3 separate regions of the Mus musculus genome follow, and regions 1 and 2 are each linked to region 3. The links are chromatin loops, found by intact Hi-C in ENCODE. Cell type or tissue: heart. All regions are shown on one strand.

Region 1 (8,000 bases), 89 kb after region 3:
GTCTACTCTTGCGTTCCAATGCTTAACTTCAAAGGTACAGTAAGAAAGAAATGTCCGCATCGATGACTCGAGGATGATAGCACAGAGCCAAGCTACCTGTTCTCTTTAATTTGTTCTCCTGAACATTTTTGAACTGACAAGTGTTAAAATTCATCAAGACCATTGCTTCCCACCTGGATTTGGCATCCTTCAGGGTGGGTGAAGAGTTTTTTCTGTCTCATGAATATTTTGCAGAGATGCAAACCAGCCAGCTGTGAGAATAAGCCTCCTGTACGCTGTAGGAATGTGGCCCTTCCGCATCTCAAGAAGTCTGTCCTTAAGGCTGTAACAGCTCAAGTGGGAAGTTCACAACTGTGTAAAACTCATCAGATCCCATATTCTATAGCTATGGATCTATGAGGAACTATGAAGAGAATAAGTACTTGGCTTTCAATAAGCTTGGTTCCAAGAACCATCACAACTTCAGTATTATTTGATATTGGGGACTTTACTGTTTGAGGCTAGGGTCCAAGAAGAAAGAGTAATGTTTGGATATGGAGTATAGCGAGAGTATGTGGCAAGGGAGAAAAGATGAAGGAGGAGCTAACAAATTGCTCTTTATTAGTTTTTAATTCCCCATTTCTCGTTATTAGAAGACAAAAATAATGTGTACAAATATTCTCAGAGACAGTATTCTATTTAATGAGGTAAATAGTAAGCACCTTTTAATTAGTTTTTAGTGCCTACTGTTGTCTCACAGGATAGGAGTCACTTCTGAAAGTGGTCATCCACCCTCAGAGAGCTTATTCTCTATGGGGGATGAAACTGAGCACAGCCCTCCTGGTCCAAGCAGAAGGTGCAACATCCTTACGACTGTCTCATTTGATGGGAGAAGGATTGGCCACCCCATAAATTCTAGATGCTTTTGCTTAGCAAACAAATGAATTAGGGGGAAACCCAGCCCTGACTAAAGGTATCTCTGTCTGCTACTCCATCCCGTCCCACCCCCCACCCATGCTCTCTCACTTCACACTCTCTCCAGGTACTTTACCACTCTTCCATTTTTTTTTACCCCTGGGAAGGAAAAATGTTTAAAATGTTAAAAACAACAAACAAACAAACCTCTAGCCCCCTTCGGCACACCAGTTTAGATATTACCTTCCCTTGAAGGTTTCTTCAAAGCCAGCTGCTATCCAAAGCTCTTCTGGGCTCTTTTGAGAATTGTGCTCAGAGTTTCCCATCCCACTTCCCAACCCCTACAATACACTGAGCAGTGGTACAGATTTCTATTCTGTCTCAGAGGGGAATCTTGCTTTGCACACTTGTGTCACAACACAGGATACAACACACTGTGCTCAATAAATCAATTTAAAGCCAGGCCCCTCCACCCCACCACCCCACCCCAAATTGCCACATGGCTCCTTTGGTCTGTGCTAGCAAAGCCCTGCCACTTCCTTGGTTCATGACTTCCCTGAATCACCTCCTCAGCCTCAGAATCCTTCTGCCTGTCACCATCTGCATTTCAAATCTACTGCCAACGCTCTATGCCTTCCTAGCTGTGCACAAAGAATCCAAGATGGTAGGGTCAGCAAATGGATGCTTTCCTAAATTATGGTTTTGAGAGTTTTTACACGGTAACTCCCATTAGTTAGCTTTCTTGTTTCTATAACAAAAATGACCAACAAAAGGCGCCTTAAGGACAGAGAGGTTTACCTTGGCTTACAGTTTAGGGAGGCAGATGGTCACACTGCATCTTTGAAGTCATGTAAACAGTAAATAGAAAGCAGGTTTAGATAATCAAGCCTCAAGCCCAGCTTCCAGCGGCCCACTTCCTCCAGTGAGACACCACCTCCTAAGGGTTCTATTGCCTTCCCAAAGATAGCTGGGCACCAGTTGGGGAGCAAGTGTTCAAACCCACGTGCCTTCGGAAGCATTTCACTTTCAAATCCCTCCAACTCCAGTTCAAAGAGATCAGCAAGCCACTGGGCTTTCTACTGTCTTCCTTTCCGACAGTAGATGTTCGGACAGTTCTGACAGTCAAGCCCATCTGTTCTTGCTGTTTAGCATCTCGTGTCCATTTCATGATGAGCGTTTACTTCTAGTGTGAATCTCGCTCCAACTTTCAAGTACCCCCACGAGATGGTCTACTGAAGTCGTGAAGGGATAAATGAATTCTTACAGAGACATCATTCATACATTTATCTTGCATATTGAGCTTCTTCTAAGGGTGCTCATGGGGGTTGGGGGGAGGGGAAGCTGCCCACTGATGACTTGATCTCCACCTCCTTCCTCAAAGCAAGATCCCTGATGCAATTATGTGCCATCCTGATTTGGGACAGAGTGGGCGGCAGCAACTTGCATTTTTAGCTCTTAAGAGGAGCTCAAGGCCATATGTAGCCAAAGTGTAGAGATTATATACTAAATATAGACTAGGGAGAATCTATGTGGTATAATTGTGGATTTCTAAGTTTTGATCTCCAAGCCACAGGAACTTAGGGATCTATTCAGAGCAGTAGACTGCTTAGCAAATGCTTCATGCCCGCACTCCCACCCTAATCATTTCTTTCCTTCAAATAGATTGGGTTCTAGCCCAGACTACTCTCAATTCTTATCCTTTCTCTCCATATTTCTCTATTAATGCTGTCTATCTGGCTATTTGTTCGTTTTCTCCCACAAACGCTTCATCTGAGGGTGTAGGCAGTCTCAGTGTTTGCCAAGTGCGCAAAGATTTAGGTGTGATAATGTGGTGTCTACACACCTGGCGCCTGAGTTAGTTCTCAATAGCCATCAGTAATTGAGAACAAAGAAAACTGCAATGTGGCAGGTTTTCCTTTTTCTTTTTTGAGGGGCAGTTTCAGACATTGAAAAATACAACTTGATGGGGGGAGGGGTTCTAACACCCATTGGGATCCCATTTGGCCTGGGCAGAAGGAAAAAGTGGTGTGTAAACCAGACACATCTGACAGGGAGCACTTAATGAGAAGGCCTAATACGGCATCCGGCCTTTGTTCGTGTCTATAAGCATCTTTTAGGGGAAAAAAGAACCCAAGTACAAGGGGAGGAAGCGGCTGGACGGCTGATTTCTAATTAGCTCCCTCACATCACTGGAGGAAGAGGAAAACGGGTCTGGCTACTGTTTCCTTCAGTTTGCGGCAGCTTTATCTGAGGGTGAGGCGTGAACACAGCCTCCCAAATGTTGTGGAGTGTACTTGGGTTCAAAAGTTCAGCAATATCTGGACAAAGGATAGGCCTCTCCCCGGGAAGGACAGTCTAGGGGCCGCAGATGGGACTGTGGGAATCGAATCCTGCTCCTCCCACACCCACCATCTGCAAAAGCTGGGGACTTTGCAAAGGCCCTGCCCTTCAGGCCCAGAGTCTTTACTCAAACTGCACCTGTCCAGGATTAGGTTTCCTGCCACTGAATGATGGCTTCTTTCATTTAGTCTGCAAACAGCTGTCACATGATCAAGTGGGAGCCAGGCAGAGGGAGCCAGACAGCCCCTCAGAAAAAAAAAAAAAAAAAAAAAAAAAAAGGCTGAGCAGGACATGGACTTGGGTGATTCATCTTCAAAAAACCTATTCCTGAAATGCTTTTGTGTGTTGATATCACTTCGTGTCTCAGCTCACAGATAATTACAGCCTGCCAGAGAGACACAGCTCTAACCTGGAAAAGAGACCGTCCCCATGACTCATTAGAGCGTCTAAGGATGAATGAGACTCATTGTCTCCCCCTTTTCCCTTTGACCCCCAGAGATTGCTAAATCTATGGTTTCTAACCTTGTGAAAATGAGGGGACACTTGAAAAGGAATCCGGCAGCTCCCTGGAACCTGAGCCACTGGAACCTGAGCCAGGGCTGCACTGCTGCGATGAGCTGCACCTGCTGGCAGGACATTTTTGCTAATTCAAGTGCTGTGCCTGCACCTTGGGAAAAACAACCTTGGACAGCCATTTCATCAGGGAGTGAAAGAGACTCCCAAAGACATTTCACTGAAGACAGGGCTTGAAGATGGCATGGCGGGGAGTCATATAACATTTGGGTTCGGATCTGGTGAGATTCAACAGTCCCAGACATACAGGGAGATACATTATTATGATCACTCACGAGCAAAGTAAAATATTACAGAAAAGGAGAAGGCCATTTATTCAAGCAAACTTTATAACAATAGAGAATCGTGACTTTCCTTTTAAAAGACAGTTCTGTATTCAACTGAAGGAGCTATAGCTATACACAAGTCTTCCCAATGGTTAATGGAAATGGTTATAAATATAAATACAGAACCAGTAGGGATGAAGGGTTGGTTGTCTAACTGTCTCAAACCCCCAAACATCCAAACTCAATTCAGTGGTTAGAGAAATGCCAGGGAGTAGCTTCCCTTCTGAGAGCATCACTCCTAGGTACCCAGAATACCATTGGGTTTTTCCTATACACACCTAGGACATGTCACAAGTGTGTTCCTCCCACTCAACACGCGTCTGTAAATAAACATCCCAGATCAGCAAGGTGCAAAGGCAGACTCATTAAGATTTGACTGACAACACACAAAAGGCAGCCGAGTCAGACTAAGAAAATTATGATTTAAGAAATCAATGTTAAAGGGCAAGGAGATGGCCCAGTTAGTAAAGTATTATATGTGCCAACATGAGGATCTGAGTTTGGGTTCCCCAGCACCGATATATAAAGCCAAACCTGGAAGTATGCTACTGCTATAAGTCCATTGTTGGAGAGGGAGAAACAGGACGAGACCTGGTGCTTGGTGCCAGGAAGCACAGCCAAATCATGGGGTTCCAGGTATAGTAAGAGACAGTGAAAAAAATAATGTGAAGACTAATAAAAACACCCATGTCTACATCATACCCGCACACACTTGCACATACTCATATACAAAGATACACACAAATATGCACATATGCATAATACACTATGTGCGCTCGTGCACACATGCGCGCACACACACACACACACACACACGTTTTATAGAAGTACTTTCGATTACCCACCCCTTGTTTCAAGCCTTGCAAGTGCCAACCTTGGCTCTCAGCACACTCGGATGTGGCAAGGCTGACAGGAAGGAATTCCTATCTTCTGCATTAGCACTTAGTGTCTGCAAATGTCAACTGTGGTGCCCAGGTGTTGCAAAGCGTCTGTCTTCCTCTTAAAGCAACAGGATGCGACAGACTGAATGCCTGTGGGTGATTACGGCAGTATTCAAGTGAAGGCCAAAAGGACAGAGCACATGAGAAATATAATAATTCGTTCAAAATGTCCTAACTGAAGTGCCTCCTTTTAGATGACAAAATGGATTTCATACATTTCAGGGTTCTTTTTTTCCTTTTTTCTTTCTTTTCTTCTTCTTTTTTTTTTTTTTTTAAATAAGGGGTAGGGGGAGAAAACAGGCAGATCAGTTTATTTTCTGAGCACAGCATTAATGACAAGATGACATCACCAGCAGCCAATCGGAAAGCTCTCTGGTGTCTGGTGTTCTAACACCATTTCATATTTATGGATAAGCACCAGAAGGGTGTCAACCCAGAGCTGCGTTCCCCTCCCCTCCTCACTTCTAAATAAAGTTCCTGCTTTCATTCAGCAGCCAAACTGGAAAAGTTTTCGAAAGGCGATGGGGGAGGGGAGGCTCATGGAGGCGCTCCCTCCCTCGCAGACCGTTTTCTGAGAATGCTCAACAGTAACGACAGGGTTGGGGAAATGGCTAGGACCTGTACCACTACTCCCTGCAAGGCTTGCCAAGGCCCTCCAGAGGGTCTGCACAGTCCTTCACCATGGAGCACAGTCTAGGCTTCACTGGGAAAGCCCTAAACACTGAAAAATAACAGACTTGTGCACAAAAGAAGGAGTTGGGGAACGCCTTACACGAGAAATGGATGCTAGTGACCACTGTATTGTTTTAAGTTATTCTCTGGTTCCTACTACATTTCCTAACCCGCAATGTAGTTTAGAGAAGAAAAGTTGATCTAGTCCTAGTTAATCCCAAGTCAACCCCAGACTGACTTGAGCATTGTAACTCAGCCTACCGTCCTACCAGATCTGTGAAGGCCAGGATTGCCCATGAACCCAAGGAACGGGTCAAGACAACAAAACCTTCATATACACGAGTGGCTAGCCACTAACCTGGAGCCTCCTAGGAGGTGTGGCAAGAACATTTCTATTCAGTCTCGAATCAACAATCCATGTCAACAGAAATGGAGAGTGCATTTCAAATTCTAGGAGGCATGAGAAAGGAGTGTAGCATGGCATCTGTTTAAACACCTGCTTAAAGACAATTCGCGTCCTTTTCTCACATTCCCCTGAACCCCACCTAGCGACGACCACTAATGCAGCTCTTCTTTTTCCCCACATCCCTGAGCAGCTGATGTCACATCAGGGTTCCATGGATCAAGCTCAGAAGTTAGAATTATGACATGTAATAAAGACACTTGGCCATGCAGCGAAGGTGACAGGATTTGGCCTGCTGGCCCACCGCCAGGGGTAACGGAGCCTGATCGGGTGTTCTTTTCCTACAGGCTGAATGGTGCATAGGAGGAAAAGAATAATCATCTGCTCATAGCAAATGCAACGACGCCAGCTTTCCAATGCTCTGCCACTGGCCAGGCTGCCCCACACCCTCCACCCACCAGAGTGATGCCAAAAGCATCCAAACGAAATGACAGTAGCCTGGCCCTTTTCATAATTAATTTGTTTCAAAGGTAAAATTGATAAATAGATTCAAAGCGGGAATAGACGAGGAGTAAGGCTCTTCGCTGTTTGTGAGCTCTAAATAATTCATTACAATAATCTAAATTCTCTCGTATCTGCTGTTGCAAACCAAAGCCTAAGGAACCCCTGCCACACTTTAGACACAAGCCAATATGCTGCATCCCCTACAAAATCCAAAGGTTCTCCATATATGAAAGGGACAGTTGTGTGTGTGAAGCAAAGAAGAAAAGAATCCAAGCTGCAACCTCTAAATCCTTAGGTCACCAGGGACAAAGGTGGGGGAGAGCTGTTACTGCTCTGTTTGTAAGACTATTCATTTTAACAAGGCACAGTGGGGGAAGGGTTCCCCCTGCCCCCCCTCTCGCTGCAAGCAATGGGGGCTGCCACTTTTGAAAATTAGAAAAATTCACATCAAAGACAAAATAAAAGCTAGACATGAAAATCAACTGCACACACAACAAGAAGGACAAATTAAAATGCAGTATGCTGGAATCATAAATCCAAAAATAAATATGTAGACAAGAGCTTGGAAAAGCCAATCTTCCCAATTGCGCTGTCCCAATGCAAACGGAACCTCTTCCAAAAGCTACCTATTAGAAGGCCTTGTTATTACTCCACTAATCTCAGTGCTCCATGCTAGCTGGCAGAAGGGAAAACTAATTTGGATCATCCAAAAATCATTTACATTTGGTTTTAGTTGCATTGTACCGGGGGGGGGGGGGTTGGCTACACATTTCCCTCCCTAATTAAGTTGAGTTTAGAATAATTTTAAATTTTCTATTCGCTCAGCACAAGCCAACTAAGGACTTCAGACAGTGGTCGGCTGGCAAGGGAAAAAAAGCCAGTCATGGATTTGGTTTTTTAATTGTCATAAATAAGTGATTCACACACAGCTAACTACAGTGACAGAATTAGTCTTAGCTCAGGATGTAAGTGCGATAGGCATCCAGTGACATCCAATACACGCAAGCGAAGGTGTGAGCAGATGTGGCCAAGGGTGATACAGCTAAGTGGGAGACCATGGTATGTCATAAAGACAGGGCTTTCTCATCAGCACCGCCACCACCACCTCCCCTTTCTTAATGTCATACCCTCAAGTTCTGATCCTAACCGTCTATCAAAGCAAGAGGCACTGTATTCCAATTCTGATTCTGGATATCATGTGCTTACTGTATCAAAATCATAAGGATAAATGATTGGATAAAGCAGACACGGGTGAACTGGGGCCAGACTCAGATTAAAGCACTAACAGATCCCACTGTCTGTTTCTGTGCTCAGAAGATGCTCGCTTTGCTGTTCCAGTCCTCCTGA
Region 2 (8,000 bases), 130 kb after region 3:
AGGGGAGGGGAGGGGAGGGGAGGGGAGGGGAGGGGAGGAGAGGGGAGGAGAGGAGAGGAGAGGAGAGGAGAGGAGAGGAGAGGAGAGGAGAGGAGAGAAACAAGGCCTGGCTTGCCCATGCCTGTGATCTAAGCACTAGGAAAACAAGGGAATCTAGAGAGCTTACTGCCAATCCATCTGGTTAGTAAATGCCAGGTTCAGTCTCAGAAAATGAGGGCAATAGAGTGAGATATAACCTCTGACCTACACACTCACATGCACAGCCACACATGCAGACACTGGATATACACTGGGAGGAGGAGGTGGAGATGGAGCAGAGATTTCCATGCTAAGTCTAAGTCCTACACTAGGTCTGTTTAGAGTTAATGAGAGGAAGAGAAGGAGTATGCACTCACATCCAGCTTGTGCCATTTCCTTCGGTGGAAAACAGAGAGACAGATGTGAAACTTAAGCACACGAATGGCACGGACTTGACACCATCAATCCACCACACGTGTAGTACTACTTCTAGTTCAGATGCTCTTGGAATGAAGATACAAAAGGATACAGAATGGGTACCTCTGCACCATATGTCAAGTACAGCTTGATCATTCCAGACAGTAAAGGCTTGAGCCAGCCACTGCATGTCGTATTCAAGAGAAAGCTGCTTTCTAGGTAGCACATTTTTGGTTAAAAAAAAACAAAACTAAAAAACAGCGATTTTAATTTGCCATAGTATATTTTATAGACATCTCTGAACAATTAAAAGCATGTATTGAGAACTGAAATTGCTCCTGCCTGGTTGCAATTTTTACTGCCAAATATGGGGTCCACAAGAAGCACTTAACTTTAAAGGTGACCTCTGCTTTCTGGTGATGAGTCATCGTCAAGTAAGCGTCACGGATAGTCTCCTGGGCAGTGAACAGTAGATATTTGGCAGTGGACAACTGAAGGAGATGGAGGAACAAGAAACCAGAAAAAAAGCAGAAGCATAATGGGAGTAGGGAAAAGGGAACTTCCTCTGAATCCAAGAAAAAGAAGAGCTGAGCGCTTCAGCAAAAGACGGAAATAAGTATTTAAAATGAAAGGCAGGGATGAGCTGGAGGCTCAAACCTGTTATCCTTTGTGTGGGAGGCAAAAACACAACTGTCATGAATTCAGGGCCAACCAGGGCTACATAGTAAGTTCCAGGGTAGCCTACATGGCAGAATAAGAACATTACATCATTATGAACAAAACTAACTCTAGTTGCTGGGTATGGTGGTACACACTTGTAATTACATACGAGGTGGATACAGGATAATCAGGAGTTCAAGGTCAGCCTCAGATACATGGTGAGTTCAGGGCCAGTCTGAGCTACCTAAAATCCTGTCTCAAAGAAAACTAAAAACAGGAGTAGGATTCACCACATTAAAGTAGAACTGGGAGAGTTCTCCTAGACTGAAAGTCTTATAGACACGAACAAACATAAAACAGTAATTCTTGAAGATTTAAAAAGTCTTTTAAGATTTGTCATGTGTATGTCTGTCTGTGTCTGTGTGTCTGTAATTGTGCCTATGTGTGCATGCTGTATATGTGTGTCTGTGTATGCGTGTCTGTGTCTATGTATAAATGTTATGTGTGCGTGTATCTACATATCATATGTGTGGGAGGTGACCACAGAGGACAAAAGAGGGTGTTGGGTCCCCTGGAAGAGCCACTTTCCACCCACTAAGGTTGTTGAATTCTCACACTCATTGAACCACGTCAGAAAGTAAAGTAGACAAGAGAGTCATTCCTCACTACCTCATTATATTTTAATAACGGTTACATGTTAGAAAGGGGGGAAAATAGGTGTTTGCTCACTGTGGAAAAGCTAAGGAGAGGGATCATGAAAAGAAAACACTTGTATGTGCCCGTGGCCTGCATTCAGCTACTGATCATATCCAGGTTCACATAAACGTACATGCTTTGCAGAGATAATGTTGCACATGCAGGCTCCCGTTTTCAATTATGCTTTCCAATCTAAATTTACAATGCTGCCTACCAAGGAAAGCAAGATCTCAGTGTTTAACATTTCCTCATAGACTTTCCACTTCCATACCTCTCTCTGTTGATAGAAGATAGAAATGTTGACCTTTTATATTAAACATGCTTTCTACATAGAGATTTCATGTGTGCATCAATAAATTAGAAACAAGTTTGCTCTACCTTGTTTCAATGCCTTTGGGTTGTTTGTTTGTTTGTTTTTTGAGAGTCTTATCTAGCCTGTGCTGTCCTCAAAGTCTGTATAATGTAGCTAAGGCTGCCCTTCGACTTCTGATCTTGGTGCCTCTACTGTGAAAGTGTTGGGATGACAGGAACGTGCCACGATACTGGGCCAAAGTGTATCTTTTAAGGTACCCACAAAATGCAGTGCACACACTGTGAAATTAATCACTGAAGTGACAGCTCTGGTCTGGAGAGAGAGAACTCAGCTGGTTAAGTGCTTTCTATGCAAACATGAAGACCTGAGTTCTATCCCAACTCACAAGAACAAAGCCAGGCATGGTGACAGGCCTCTGGAATTCTAGTGGCCAGGAAAAGGAGACAGGAGGATCCCTAGAGCTGGCTCTCCAGCTAATCTTGCTGAAGCAATGAGCTCCAGTTCACTGTCCCATGTTCAGTGGAACCACTACCTCAAAAATAAAGTGGAGGGGACTGCAGAGTAAAGAGACTGCCCTGGGGCTAAGAGCACGCAATGTGCCTGCAGAGACTGAGTTTTGTTCCCAGCACCTATGTCTGGTAGTTCATAAGTGCCTAACGACCACTCCAGGGAATCTGACATCTCTGGCCTCTGTGAGCACTGCACTTAAGAATACAAACTCATGCTCATGCATACACATCTATACATAATATAAAATAAATAAAAATGAATATTAAATCTAAAAAGTAATAATAATTAAAGAAGACACCAATAATAACCAGTCTCTGGCCTGTATGTACACTCGCATACACATGACCCCATACACATGCATACACACCATATACCACACACACAAAACAATAACAATAATAAGTAACCTCTATTACTAATAAGTAATGTAGACCAGAGTTGGAAGAGCCTGTGTTTAGCATACACAAGGCCCTGGGTTCTCCAAAAACAAAAACAAATAAATGTTATTAATTGGCCTTTTAAGTTCTACCATCCCAGGGCCCCAGACTCTGTGTCATGCTTTCATGCAAGAGCGTGAGAGTTACTTTGCTTCCTACAATACAGCTGAGGATGCTTTCTCGAGTTGTTCAAGCAAATACAAGCCACACATGGGGTATTAACAGAAAGAAAATATTGAAGGGGGATAACAGAACTGGTTAACCATGCCCTAAGGCCTCTACCACTAGTGAATTTTAGAGACATCTTAACTCACTACTCATAAATGTCCCTGAAAAAAAAAATATTCTCTCACGTTAAGTGGAGGAAGAGACACAGGTCAGGTTTAATAGAAGGCCAAGGGAAAGGGTCAACGCAAGAGCAAGAGTTCACAGTAAAGCCAGAGCAGAGGGGGGCCAGGCACAGCCTTTCGGATCTCAGACAAGACAGGGGAAGCCCTTCCCTCTGCAGCCTTCTCCTTTGCATCCGCCCTCACCTTCAGGTCTGAAGTAAACCTGAGCCAGGAGCCTCCTGGTGCAAGCAACCCTCTCAGAACTTAACAGTCTCAGGTTTTAAGCAACTCTTAGAGCCTCAAGGTCAGCTAGGGTACACACACACACACACACACACACACAAAGAGGAAAATAGGTCGGGAAACAAGAAAAAAGGAAACAAGTCACTTGGCAAACCAACCTCCACGGAGAATTAGCTTCTGAAAATCTTCTGAGCAAACAATTCACACCATAAAACAGCTGCTGCTTGCCATCTGCGGGTCCTAATCAACACACGCACATACACACACACACACACACACACACACACACACACACACACACATATATACTTCTGCCCAGTGGTACCCTGGCTCCTAGCTATTTCCTGTCCCCTTCAACCTCCTAAGCAATTCTTGGTCAAAAAAACGAAGTCACAAACTTACAGGCACTGACAGTGTTTTCCTAGGGTAGATTCTGTCCAAGACGTTATGACAGTAACAGAAAAAGAGCAAGCAGGCCTTCAAGTCCTGACGTCTGCTCACCACTTTCAAAAACTGGCTCCTGACCTTATTCTCACTTGGGTCCTTCAGGTCCAGTCGGTGAACTCTGGACCTTTACTGGACCAGATCAAATCATTTCTAGAACCACTGTACCACATTTTATTTAGTCTTTCTGTTCCTCTCCCCCAGCCTCAAACGAATGACTCTGTGCCAAAAAAAAAAAAGCGGGAGGGGGGAGAGAAAGAAAAAGTTGCTGTTTGAGAGAGTATCAGCATGCTTGATTCATGCCAAAGTTTACAGCATAGTTCTATCCTGAGCCACAGCGAGGATGGGCCGTTGTGGGGGAGGGAAATGGAGCCAGGCAGCTGTTTTTTCAATAAACTCTAGCAGAATCCCGCCCACTTCCTGCACTGGCTTCAGGGACCCCAGCAGAGAGGAGGAGGAGGCAGCCAGCGAGATCTTCCTCCTCCAAGACTCAGGCTACTGCCTCCCTGGCTCGGACCCTCCTGATCCACCCCTGAACCTCAGGAGGGCAGCCAGAGGGTTTGTCCCAGCTCCTTTGGATGTTTATTTCTGGTCTCCAACTCCCAGGAGAGTTTCACCTCCTCTCTCCCTAATCTTAGCCCTCCCCACGCTCCACCCTCCCCCGCCCGTGTATCCTAGCTCTGAGGCACACCAGGCATGACTGCAAAAGCAGGGAAGGGAAGGGAGTGCGTTTCTCATCCCACACCTTCCAAGAATATGCTGGCCTTCCCTCTCTGCAGCTGTGGTCATCAGTCCCTCGGCTCCTCAAGCCAGCCTTTCCTCAGGCAAAGCCTCTGAGTTCAGTTTCTTTTCTGGAGTGGGAAGGGAGGGCAGGAACATGAGAAGGCACGGAAAAGCTGCTGCGCCCACCAAGACCAAGCAAGCGGCTCAGTCAGCCCTAAAGCTTTAATTTGTTAACTTAGAAACCCCTGGGGCATTGCAATCAAAGGAGGGCTCCACCCAGCAACACCTCTGATTACTTTTTTCCCTTCTAGTGGGCAAGTAAAGAAGAGGGGAAATTAGGACAACCGTGTGCAAAACAGAACTACTCCATAACACGGACTTGGCTCTCACAAGGTCCAGATTACGGACTCAACACCTCCATGCCTGTCCAAATGGAAAGAGAAAATACTCAGGGTGCAACCTAGATCCAGCTGCCCAGACAGCCTGCCAACCAGAGCATCAGTAAACCCCAAATTGCTGCTCAGGCCCCAGATGGCTTTTTCATTCCTTCTTTCTTTTTAAAGTTCTTTAGGGTTTTCTAGTTCATACTGGTAAACTGACTCTTTCATATCCTGGTTTTAATATGCGCGAATCAATAAGCAACAAACCCTTGGTGTGAAAGGGTCTGGTATAAGCATAGAAGTTTATACACAGTGACTGTGCAAGAAAATCAATCTTTCTTTTAAAAAGTCTCAGATCTTTCATAAATGACTCAACAGTAACCAAAGAATGAAAATGATTATGTCATAGTTCTGTTAATGATTGAAATATAAATTAAAAAAAAAAATCAGGCTCGAGGAGATGGCTCCGTCCATAAAGTCCTTACTGAGCAAGGGCAAATATGATGTCCTCAGTCTGATCTCCAACACCCACATGAAAGACAGGCACAGCTGTGTGCTCCAGAAATCCAAGAGCTGGGGAAAGGAAGGTGGGAGGGCCCCAGGGCTCCCTAGCCAGCTAGCCTGGCTCAACTGGTGAGTTTGGGCTCCCAAGAAAAATCCTGTCTCAAAAAAGAAAAGGTGGGAAGCAACTAACAAAAACATTACTTTGACCTTTGACCCCAGGCACATGAATATAATCACCTACTCCCCGCCTCTCCCTCCCCCTCCCCTCTCTTCCCCCCCTCACCACACACACACACACACACTACATGAGTTGGCACATAACCAACCCTAGGTCACCCTGTATTTCCAAATAGAGAAATAGAGATCTCATATAGCCTAACTCACTGACTTCCATTTAAGTCAAACAAAAAAGGCTGAACTGTTTCAAAAGGCATGAAACACCAAAAGATAGGCAGTCTTTTATGATTTGGCCTAATATATCAATCACAATTGTTGGCATCAAAAATGGTATTTCTCAAAAAATATAGTCTCAAATAGATGATGCATACCCTTGCTACATACAACTCAGGTCCCACTGCACCCCCACCCCCACCGTGTATAACACTCAGAAACACTGTCTTTTCTCAAGCTAAAAGAAGTTAAGACCCAATAATGACAACTCAGAATTCCAAAGTACTGCTGCGCTCTAAATGAAGAATCTGATTTTCAACCTCTTATCTCCCTTCTTCATTCCTAGGACCAATGAAGCACAAAAGGAGGGTAGGACAAACAAGAATTTAAATAGAAGACCTATTCAGACTCCAGCCTTCTACTCTGAGGTCTAGGCCGAGGCTTCAAGAGCTGAGCCAATGAATCCGTAAAATGGACCATTCCAGTACAGAGGCTAATTAACCTCTACTTTCCTTTTGATGGCAGAAGTTAGTCAAGGTGTGGGAAACAGGAAGTAGATTTACAGTAACAGTCTTGGATGGCCAGCTACCTGAGTTCTTCCCAGTCCCTCCAAGGTCACTATCCTGGACCTGCTTACTGATTCCCATCACTAGTGTATACAGAATTATTTACAGCCAGGAAATCACATTTGTGAACTTAATATGAAGTGTTTGCTCACAAATGAACTAGAATCTAAAGCTGATAGCCAGGCACGGGGGTGCATGCCTGTAATCCCAACACTGGAAAGGAAGAGGCAGGAGGAGTATATCAAGTTCTTGGGATGCACAGTCAGCAAGAGAGAGAGAGAGAGAATAAATAGAAACGGGGAGGAAGCTATGTATCTCAACCCCAAACAAGCAAACAAACAACTCTAACAGTATCTCTGGGTCTTTGGATGGCCTTAGAATTACTTAGCTGCCACACATTTGAATTTTCCAACAATGGTTATTGCTAAGGTTTAGCCCAAGTGTTAGGCACTTACTCTCTAGAATGCCACCACTAGAAGGTTCTCTGGGCCCTTGGGAAAAGGAGCCCTATGAGTTGTCCCATATGTCACTAGCAAACATGCACCCAAAGGGAATTATGGGGTCCCAGCTTCCTCCTCCCCTTTTTCTTTCTAGAGTGTGAGATGAGTAGAGTATTTTGCCAGGCTCTGCCTTCCATGACTGTCCAGTACTTACTGCACAAAAGCAACCTTGTTAAAGCATTTAAAACCTAATAAAGGAAAGCAATCTTACATTCAATAAAAATGTTTACCCTATTTAAAAAAAATTGAGCTGAGAAATGACAAGTTTTAAGTCTGCTGTAATGTGATTATGGCTACTACTAGCAAGACAGGGAGTTACTCATAATTGGAATTGGAAACTAAGGAGCAAAACTCCAGATAAGACAGAATCCCAAGGACCTGGCGGTATCTTCTACCTAAAGAATCTCCATCAGTCATCACTAGTGACAGGTAGAAACATCTCAGCCAGCCTATCAGTGACTAATACTGGTGCCAATTCCTTTGCACTAAAGGGGAAAAGATATGTTTCTGGATGCAAAACACAGTAGTACCATGTGATCAGAAAGACAGTTCATTGGAAGTAGAATAATACCTGTCAGCAAATATTTTAGCGTTTAAGTGCCTCAAATGCAGACTCTTCGGGATGACCCTGAAATGCCTTTCATAGAATCAGTCCGTTCATTTCTCTGTCGCCTGGGAGTTTTCATGGGTCAAAACCCAGAGAAAGAGGAGGAGGAGGAGGAGGAGGAGGAGGAGGAGGACGACGACGACGACGACGACACAATTGAGGGGCTCAGGGTGCAGTGATGCCCTTTCTAGGACCTTCTTAGAAAAGATGGTTCCTGCATAACATCAGAATGAAAGCTTCCATCTTGGGACCTCAATGACAGC
Region 3 (8,000 bases):
AACTTTATTGACTAAGCCATTTCCCCCAGCTGGGGAATTATTTTCTTTCACTCAAAGTCTCCATTATTTTTGTAGCCACTATGAATATAGACTTTCTTAAGCAAAACTGAACGCCCCCCCCCTCCAACTAGAAAGATTTTCTCTCTTATCAAGCACCTGATCTACAACAGGCTAAGTTGCCATTTCTTGCCATCAAAGTGGGCTTGCATTAACATCCTCACGTTATAAATCAAGGAGTTAGACTGGGGAATTAACTCACATTGACTAGGACACTGAGTTCAGAAGTGACAGAGCAGGTATTCAGTCCCAAGGTCTCCAGGGCCAGGAAGATGCACTGGAGGTTGTTTGCATCTTTGATTGCTTCTTGTAATACTGGACTCATGAAAGCTGCACTCAGCCCCCTGAGTGAAGGCCAGAGAGAGTTCTAAGGAAGCAGCCTCCCTGCTGAGGTCAGACACAGGAGGCCCTGTCCCTCTGAGGTCTGAAAACTCTGGCCTAAACACTCCAGCCCAGCCTGGAGGTAGGACAGGAGCCTGTTTGCTTCACATTCCCACCACCTGGCCAAGAACAAGGGCAAAGGAGAAGCATTTAGGAGATAACCTTATGTGAAGACCCTTCTCTTTACTCTCCAGGCAGCCCGAAACTTCTTAGTGTTGGACATAGAATCTTCTGTCCCAACCTCTTTTATTTCCAAAGCAGTGCACATAAGAACACCGACAGGTCAAACTGTGTGAATCAGCCTTGATTCCAGAGATCTGTGTCATGTTAACCTTTTGAGAACTCTTGCCGCTGGACAATTACAGGCGGTGTATTTTCTCTATGACCACAGTTCCCGTGTATCTGTACACAGCGTATATGTATATGTTCCTCTCTGTGTTTGAATACACGCAACAAATGCATACTGAGACCTTCCTCTATTGCTTTATTATTCTACTTTTTATTACGTGTTTTCTCTCACTGAAAGTTAAGCTCATGGATTCTGGAAGACCAGACAGCCAAGATGCTGCAGAGATTCTCTCTACATGTCCAGTGCTAGCAGTGTGTGTGTGTGTGTGTGTGTGTGTGTGTGTGTGTGAGACGAATACTGGAAATTCAAACTCAGGACCTCAAGTTTATACAGTGAGCATTTAAGTAGGCCAGCATCCAGCATCCTGACCACAGTTTTTAATTGTATTTGTGTGTGTGTGTGTGTGTGTGTGTGTGTGTGTGTGTATACGTACTTTGGCACACATGTTTCATGGTGTGTGTGAAGGTCAAAGGACAATTTATGGGGGTCAATTTCTTTCCTTTCTTCTGGATCTTGGGATCACACTCAGGTCTTCTGTCTTAGTGGGAAGTCCTAGACCTGCTAAGCCCAGACTACAATTTTAAAAGAACATATCTAAGACAAAAGGCCTCTGGCAAATAATTTTGATAATACTTTATTACCACGTATCAACTTATATTACCTGATAACGATAATTTAGTAATTAAGAGGTAGACCTTTGATCTTTCTCTTAATACATAAAAATATTAAATGAGTTAATACATAAACAGAGACTTAGATCGTCAAAGCATCTTCAACAGGTTAATCTTCATCCTTCTACAAACCACACACCTCAAGATCCAGCATGCCTAGAGCACTAGCTACTCTTACAGTGCTGGGACAGAGCAACCGAGGAGAGGAAAAACTTCTTTGGGGCTCACGGTTTCACAGTGCAGGTACATCATGGAGAAAAGGCATGGCACACAGCCCAACCTGGGACAGTGCGTGCAGAGGGGTTGCAGTGGCTGTTCTCATCACATAAGACCAAAAGGAGGAACAGAACCAGAGGCAGATGCAGCCTTCAAAGGTTCATCCCAAGTGAATTACTTATGCCAAATAGGCCCTACAGCCTAAGAGTCCCTCAGTCTCAAATATCAATGCCATTAGCTGATCCAATGCTGTTGGATCCAACAGGCATCTAAGGCACAAACATGGTGGGAATACTTGAGATTCAAACCACAAAACCCAGCCACTAGGCATTCTCTGACTGCTGCTGTTTACACAACTGCAATGCCCTTCATCCAATGCATTTAACAAATGTTTATCTGGAAGGGGAAAAAAAAAAGGTTGAACAAAGAGAGGCGGGCTCTGTCTGTTGAAAAAGCACATTATGCAAATAAGCATGCAAATAGGGAAAATGTATCGCTGCTAATGGCAGGAAGGAGAAGCACCTGGTGAGTGAGGCAGGGGACTTGATCTTGAGCCTGAGAAGACAGGCTCTCCTGAGGAAGAAGCAACACAGCATCTGGTTTCTGTCAGGTCGAACCAGGTTTAAAAAAAAAAAAAAAAGTTTTCCAAGCAGGTGGATTAGGAGCAGCAAAGGTAAGCCAGTCGGATGACAGGACAGGACAGGACAACTGAAGCCAGTAGGAACAAGATGGAAGTGGCTCAGTGAGGACCCGCTCACACACAAGGCTGAGAGCCTGACTTCCCACTCCCAGAACCAGAAGAAAGTGGGCCATGGTCGTGTGGGCTTATAATCCCAGAGCTCCTGGCAGACAGAGTTGGGAGAATCCTGGAAGTGGGTGGGCCAGCTAGTGTGGTCTATGCAGCTGCAGGAAACCAGAACAGATCCTGCCTCAAACAGGGTGGAAGATGAAAACCAACACCAGAGGTTATCTTCTGGCTTCCGTACCCACTGTGGTGCACGCAAGTGCACACACACACCATAGATTTGACAACTTGAACATGTGCAAAGGTCCTGGGGTACTACAAAGTTAATAAGAGAATCCTAAGGAAGCCCATTTCTCTGTTTACAGAATTCTCCCTCCTCGCATATTTCTCAAATGTGGCATCCTCTGAGGAGCTACTGTTTCCCCCTCCCCAACTCCAATGTAAACTGATAGCCCTCATACCATTAGGACATTTCTTCCCCACGTCTGTTAGCACTTAACTCACTCGAAGACAATTATCTGTTTATACATCTGCCTCCCTCACCAGCAGGAGGGACACAACAAGCATCTTTCTAACTCTTGGTACGCGGTGCTAAGCAGGTTTACAACACTTGTGTATGAGTGAATGGATCTGGACAATCCGACCGTGCTCCCCACTCCACCCCCGCCCCCTGCACACCATGGCTAATCATTCTGCCTCACAAATGTACTTCTCTACTTTGAGAGTTGACTACCTTTTTTTTTGGGGGGGGGAGGGGGGGGATAAAGACTCAACTGTGCAGTAATAACTCAGTTAGAAAGCCCTTTCTCTGGCTGCCCTTAATGAATCATAAGGTGTTATTTACCACAGCCTCGGAACCATCTGCACAGACATTGTTAACACAATGTAATTCGTTTTATAAATATCACACAATTATCTAATTTTTTAAAGGCTCTGGCTGCTTTGAAAGGTGTTATTTTGGAAACAAGTCCTGGCCCATCCCAGGGAAATTCCCAAACCAGGATTGTAATTGCTAAGTATATCCACAGAAGCCCTGAGAGGCCGGACAGGAAGTATAAATCCCTGAGCTGTTGTGGACATTTCTGAGTGCTGCCAACACAACAGGAGAGGGATCACACGCACCCCTGTCCCACGTGTGGTCACCTGCCCTGTGTGCACTCGGATAATGATTCCAGAACACCACAAAGCCCAAAGTCGGTTTCCCTCCCTATTGTCAGCAGTCCCTCCCCTGCAGCTCCAGGACACTTGCCAGCCTGTGTGTGTCCCACAGTTGCAAGGATTAGGAACAGGGACATGCCTGTCCACTGGCCATTTCTGCTGAGACTTCCAAATGGAACAAGCTGTCTGTGGGTTTTCCTTACAGGGTGCCAGCAACCCCAGCCCTGACACTCCTCCCACCTCCCAGAGTAAACCCTCCCTTCTGGGACAGGAAAAACAATACAATCAAGATTAGGGTATTCCTGGAGCAACCCGACTCTCCAGCTCTCTGGCTATTTGATACAGGGCTGTTAGACAAGGCCCTGCCCCTCCTCAGTCTATCTTTACCTGCCATCTTTAGAGGATTACTGGGGAAGGGCTGGCAGTGGTCTGTAGTAATTTAACCCAGGCCTCCTGGAGCTGTTTATGAACAGATGTGAGCTAACATTCCCATACAGCCAGGCAGAGTCCTGGATTCCTGAGCAAAAGCAGTGTCCCTGAACAGTGTGCTGAGCCCCACTTTGTCTATCTACTGCAGTGGGGCAGGATGTGGGCGGCCTGGGAAAAGAGCCCTCATCAGCACAGTTCTGAGGCTGCCCTTTAATGCATGTCTGTCTGTCTGTCTGTCTGTCTGTCTGTCTGTCTCTGTGTCGGGGGGGGGGGGTGTAGGTGGAGGGAGAGGGAGGCGGAGAGAGAATCTGGCACACATGAGAGTTGGTACTTCATTACAGACTTCCTGTCTTTATCTCTAATAACTATAAAATCCCTTGGGAAGAAAGAAAGGGTGCTATGAAGTGCCACAGGAAGGGGTAGACACCACCAAGGAAAGGAAGGCAGGGCCAGGAAACAAGAAAGCCTGAGAAGGGGGGATGGGGGATGGTGAACAACTGCTCTGGGAGGGACAAACCCTGCACTGGCCTGACCTTCAGGGGAAGCTGCCTACCTGCCTGGTGTTTCCACTGGCCAACAATCCAGAGCTTAGGAGAGCACCCTGGACTGGGGGAGGTCAGACCGTGTTGGCTGGGGCCCACCCACCAGTCACCATTTGCTGGACTATAACCCACAGACCATCTTCAGAGGCTTCAAACACCCCACCTAGGGAAAAACACACCACTAGTGTAGAGTCTGTTACTGCTAAAAAAAACAAAAACAAAAACAAAAACAAAAAGCCCTTAGATTCCCTAGATTGGGTACTTTGCAAACAATGAAATTGGTTTCTTACATTTCTGGAGGCAAGTCCTAAATCAAAGAGCCACTGGACAGATGCCTCGTTGGGCTCGTGTTCCACAGATGGAACCTTCAACTTCACCCTGACCAGAGCTCATGTTCCATAGGACCAGGCACCCAGTAAGACAAAACAATGCCTCATTAGCAATGTGGGGTGCTCGACTGTGCACCCACCCAGCAGACATGAACTCCAGCAAAGGGCTGGGAGTCAGACTGCCACACCCTGTTCTGTACAGGGCAGGTATCAGGAACATTGTACACTGACAATTCCCCTTCCTCAGACAAGAGGCAGGAGAGAGAGCTCAGCTGGTCAAGTGCATTGCTATATAAGAACGAGAAGCTGAGTTTGAGCTCCAGCAACCACAGTGGGAAGAAAAGCCAGGCACTATGGGTATTCTAATCGCAGGACTGCAGAAGTAGGGACCAGAGACTCCATGGAACCTGCTGGCCAGCCAGCCTAGGGGAATCATTGAGTTCCAGGTCCTATGCGAGACTCTATCTCAAAATGTAAGATACGAAGCAATTGAAGAAGACATTCACTATCAACCTTTGATATATACACACACACAAAGACACACACCATAGACTAACACTAAGGGGCAAGGGGCTAAACTATTAGTTTCTAAAAGAAAGTTCATGCATTATATTATAACATATCTTAAAATCTAGAGTAGGGCACACTGCTGTAATTCCATTACTGGTAGAATGAGGCAGGAGGACTTCATGAGTTCATGGCTAGCCTGGGTTTTACAGTGAAACCCTGTCTTTGAAAAAAAAAGAAGGAGGAGGAAGAGGAGGAGGAGGAGGAGGAGGAGGAGGAGGAGGAGGAGGAGAAGAAGAAGAAGAAGAAGAAGAAGAAGAAGAAGAAGAAGAAGAAGAAGAAGAAGATGATGATGATGATGGCTGGAAAGATGGCTCATTGGTTAAGTGCACTCACTGTTCTTCCAGAGGTTGTGAGTTCAATTCTCAGCAACCTCATGGTGGCTCACAACCATCTGTACTGGGATTTGATGCCCTTTTCTGGTGTGTATGAAGATAGCTATAGTGTATTCATATATATATATATATATATATATATATATATCTTTTAAAAATTCAAAGTATACATCCAGAGACACACACACACAAAGAGAGAGTGGAAGATTTTTAAGTTTATGTTTCTGTGAAGAGAGAAAGAAAGAAGAGACAGAGAGAGAGAGAGAGAGAGAGAGAGAGAGAGAGAGGCTATTACGTTTATATGTTTCTATGAAGGTGAACTAGGTAGCAAGTATTTGGGACTCTGTGAGCCAGACTGTGCCCTGATGAGTTAGCTGCATCCTACAGCCCATAGATAGCTAAAGACATAGAGAAACCTGTCCATGTTCTAATGGGATGCTTGTTTACAAAAACAGACACCAGACACAGTGGCTGAGTCCATTGGCATTACCAGGAAAACTGAATGTGGAGGACTCATCTTAAGTCATACAGATCTGAACCACAGTTCTGAAGTTCAGAAAGCCAAGGGAAAATCACCATAGCTGCCTCAGGGCTGGGGTTAGCAAAGGAGCACGGAGAACAATGCTCCTCTGTGTTGAAGACCATAGCTCGGCACAGTTTGAAGATTTTCCAACATCTGTGGAAATCCATGCTTTCCCAAGTCTCAGGAAACTGCATGCTTATGAGAGGCAGGAAGAGGGTGAAGATACACAGTGGTAGAAACTGAGGAAAAGCAGCCCCACGGGGAATCAAAGCACTGATTCTAACTTTCCCATAAACAGCTAAGCTCTTTGACTGCTCCAGCCATACTCCAGAACTCACAGGAGCACAAACTTGGGTCACAGAAATAGAAATATTTAACCAGAGCTGGAGAGAAGAACGAGAGCATTTGCTGGTCTCACAGAGAACCTCAGTTCAGTTCCCAGCACCTATAAAGGATACAAACAGGCAAGTGCCAGAAGCTCCAACACCCTCTTCTGGTTTCCACTGGTATCTGCACATCCATCTCCCTCTCTCTCTCTCCCTCCCTCTTCTCTCACACACACATTATAAAAATAAATGTTAAGAATAAATAAGTAAAACCACTTGGCACTCAGGAAGCAGAGGCAGGCAGATCTCTTAGCCTGAGACCCCCTGGTCTAAAGAGGAAGTTCCAAGACAGCCAGTGCTACAAAGAGAAACCCTGTCTGGCAAAACCAAATAGATAGATATAGATAAATAAATACCCAGAACCATTTTACCACCAAAGGGAAAACACAAAACAAAAAAACCTGTCAGCTGTCACAAAACTAGGGTATGGGGGATTATAAGGCACCATGACTATAAGCCACTAGGTCCATGGGGAGGGTCAAAAATGCATTTCCAGCCTCAACATCACATCCAGTGTTTGTGTGTCTGTGTATGAGTCTATGAATGTACGTTTGAGCATGTATGAGGACCAGCGACTCATTTCCAACCTTGACCTCATGTCCTGCCTTATCACAGACAACCCGGAAGTGATTGTGGAACAAAAGAATGCACAATCAATGAATCACAGACAACTTTGTGAGCTAACTCACACCTTATTCAGAAGGAATATTCCATGCAGAGCCACTGAATTGCATATTTAGTTCTTCAGGAACTACAAGCAACTGCTGGAGTAATAGGAGTGGTCTAAAGGAGGGGAATTACCACTCCAGGCAGCTAATTCCACGCTCAGGAATTATTCATGCATGATGAGAACCCATCTGTAACATCAATGAAGTCTTTATTCTTGAAGACTACTCACAGAGGACTCGGGCTAAGTGTGCTAATATCTCTGCCTGGGCTTTCCCAGGACCTGGGAAATGGCAGTGTGATTGCTCAGCGGGCTGTGTGGTTACTTTCACATCTCCTCCACCCACCATCTATCACCTTGGGATTCCGCAGTCTGCAATGCAAGCTCTCAGCAGCAAAGGGGGTGGGAAGAATGCCTCGACTATTTCTGCCTGTCGCCTTGTTTTCCCCCTCTGACCACAGGGGCAGGGCAGGTGCATTCAGGAGACACTGGCACATAGAACCATTACAACCTCTGAAGTACCTCTCCCTGCTACCCAGCTGAAGGTCAAATGGGAACAGCCTGCCTTCCTCCCACAGGTGCTGGCCCCTCAAAAGGAATGCAGACTTTGAGCTCCATTGATGTTTTCAAAATACTGCTGTCTCT

The links. Hi-C counts contacts between places; a loop is a spot of excess contacts. Peaks named below come from ENCODE experiments on the same cell type or tissue, not always from the same donor. Only the 100,000 strongest peaks of a DNase experiment are listed, where the experiment ranks them.
Region 1: a loop joins it to region 3, with 2.3 times the contacts of the local background. A loop is called at or near these places in 3 of 42 quality-filtered maps.
Region 2: it touches region 3 in a loop (9-fold over the local background); 4 of 42 quality-filtered maps call a loop at or near these places.

Annotation. Positions count from the first base shown.
Region 1 is chr13:28,715,321-28,723,320 of GRCm38, forward strand. All of the region lies in intron 3 of 2610307P16Rik (RIKEN cDNA 2610307P16 gene), which reads right to left. Among named protein-coding and RNA genes, the nearest start is that of Mir6368, 8.4 kb to the left of the region's middle. RefSeq lists an enhancer at 2,326-4,121. In heart, a CTCF peak has its summit at 3,229; a DNase peak (open chromatin) is centred at 3,171; H3K4me3 peaks cover 923 bases; H3K27ac peaks cover 1,893 bases.
Region 2 is chr13:28,753,498-28,761,497 of GRCm38, forward strand. The region is part of intron 3 of 2610307P16Rik (RIKEN cDNA 2610307P16 gene); the gene reads right to left. Among named protein-coding and RNA genes, the nearest start is that of Mir6368, 47 kb to the left of the region's middle. In heart, no CTCF peak of the experiment used is centred here; a DNase peak (open chromatin) is centred at 4,514; H3K4me3 peaks cover 1,434 bases; H3K27ac peaks cover 3,868 bases.
Region 3 is chr13:28,626,024-28,634,023 of GRCm38, forward strand. The region is part of intron 5 of 2610307P16Rik (RIKEN cDNA 2610307P16 gene); the gene reads right to left. Among named protein-coding and RNA genes, the nearest start is that of Mir6368, 81 kb to the right of the region's middle. In heart, no CTCF peak of the experiment used is centred here; a DNase peak (open chromatin) is centred at 3,668; H3K27ac peaks cover 2,821 bases.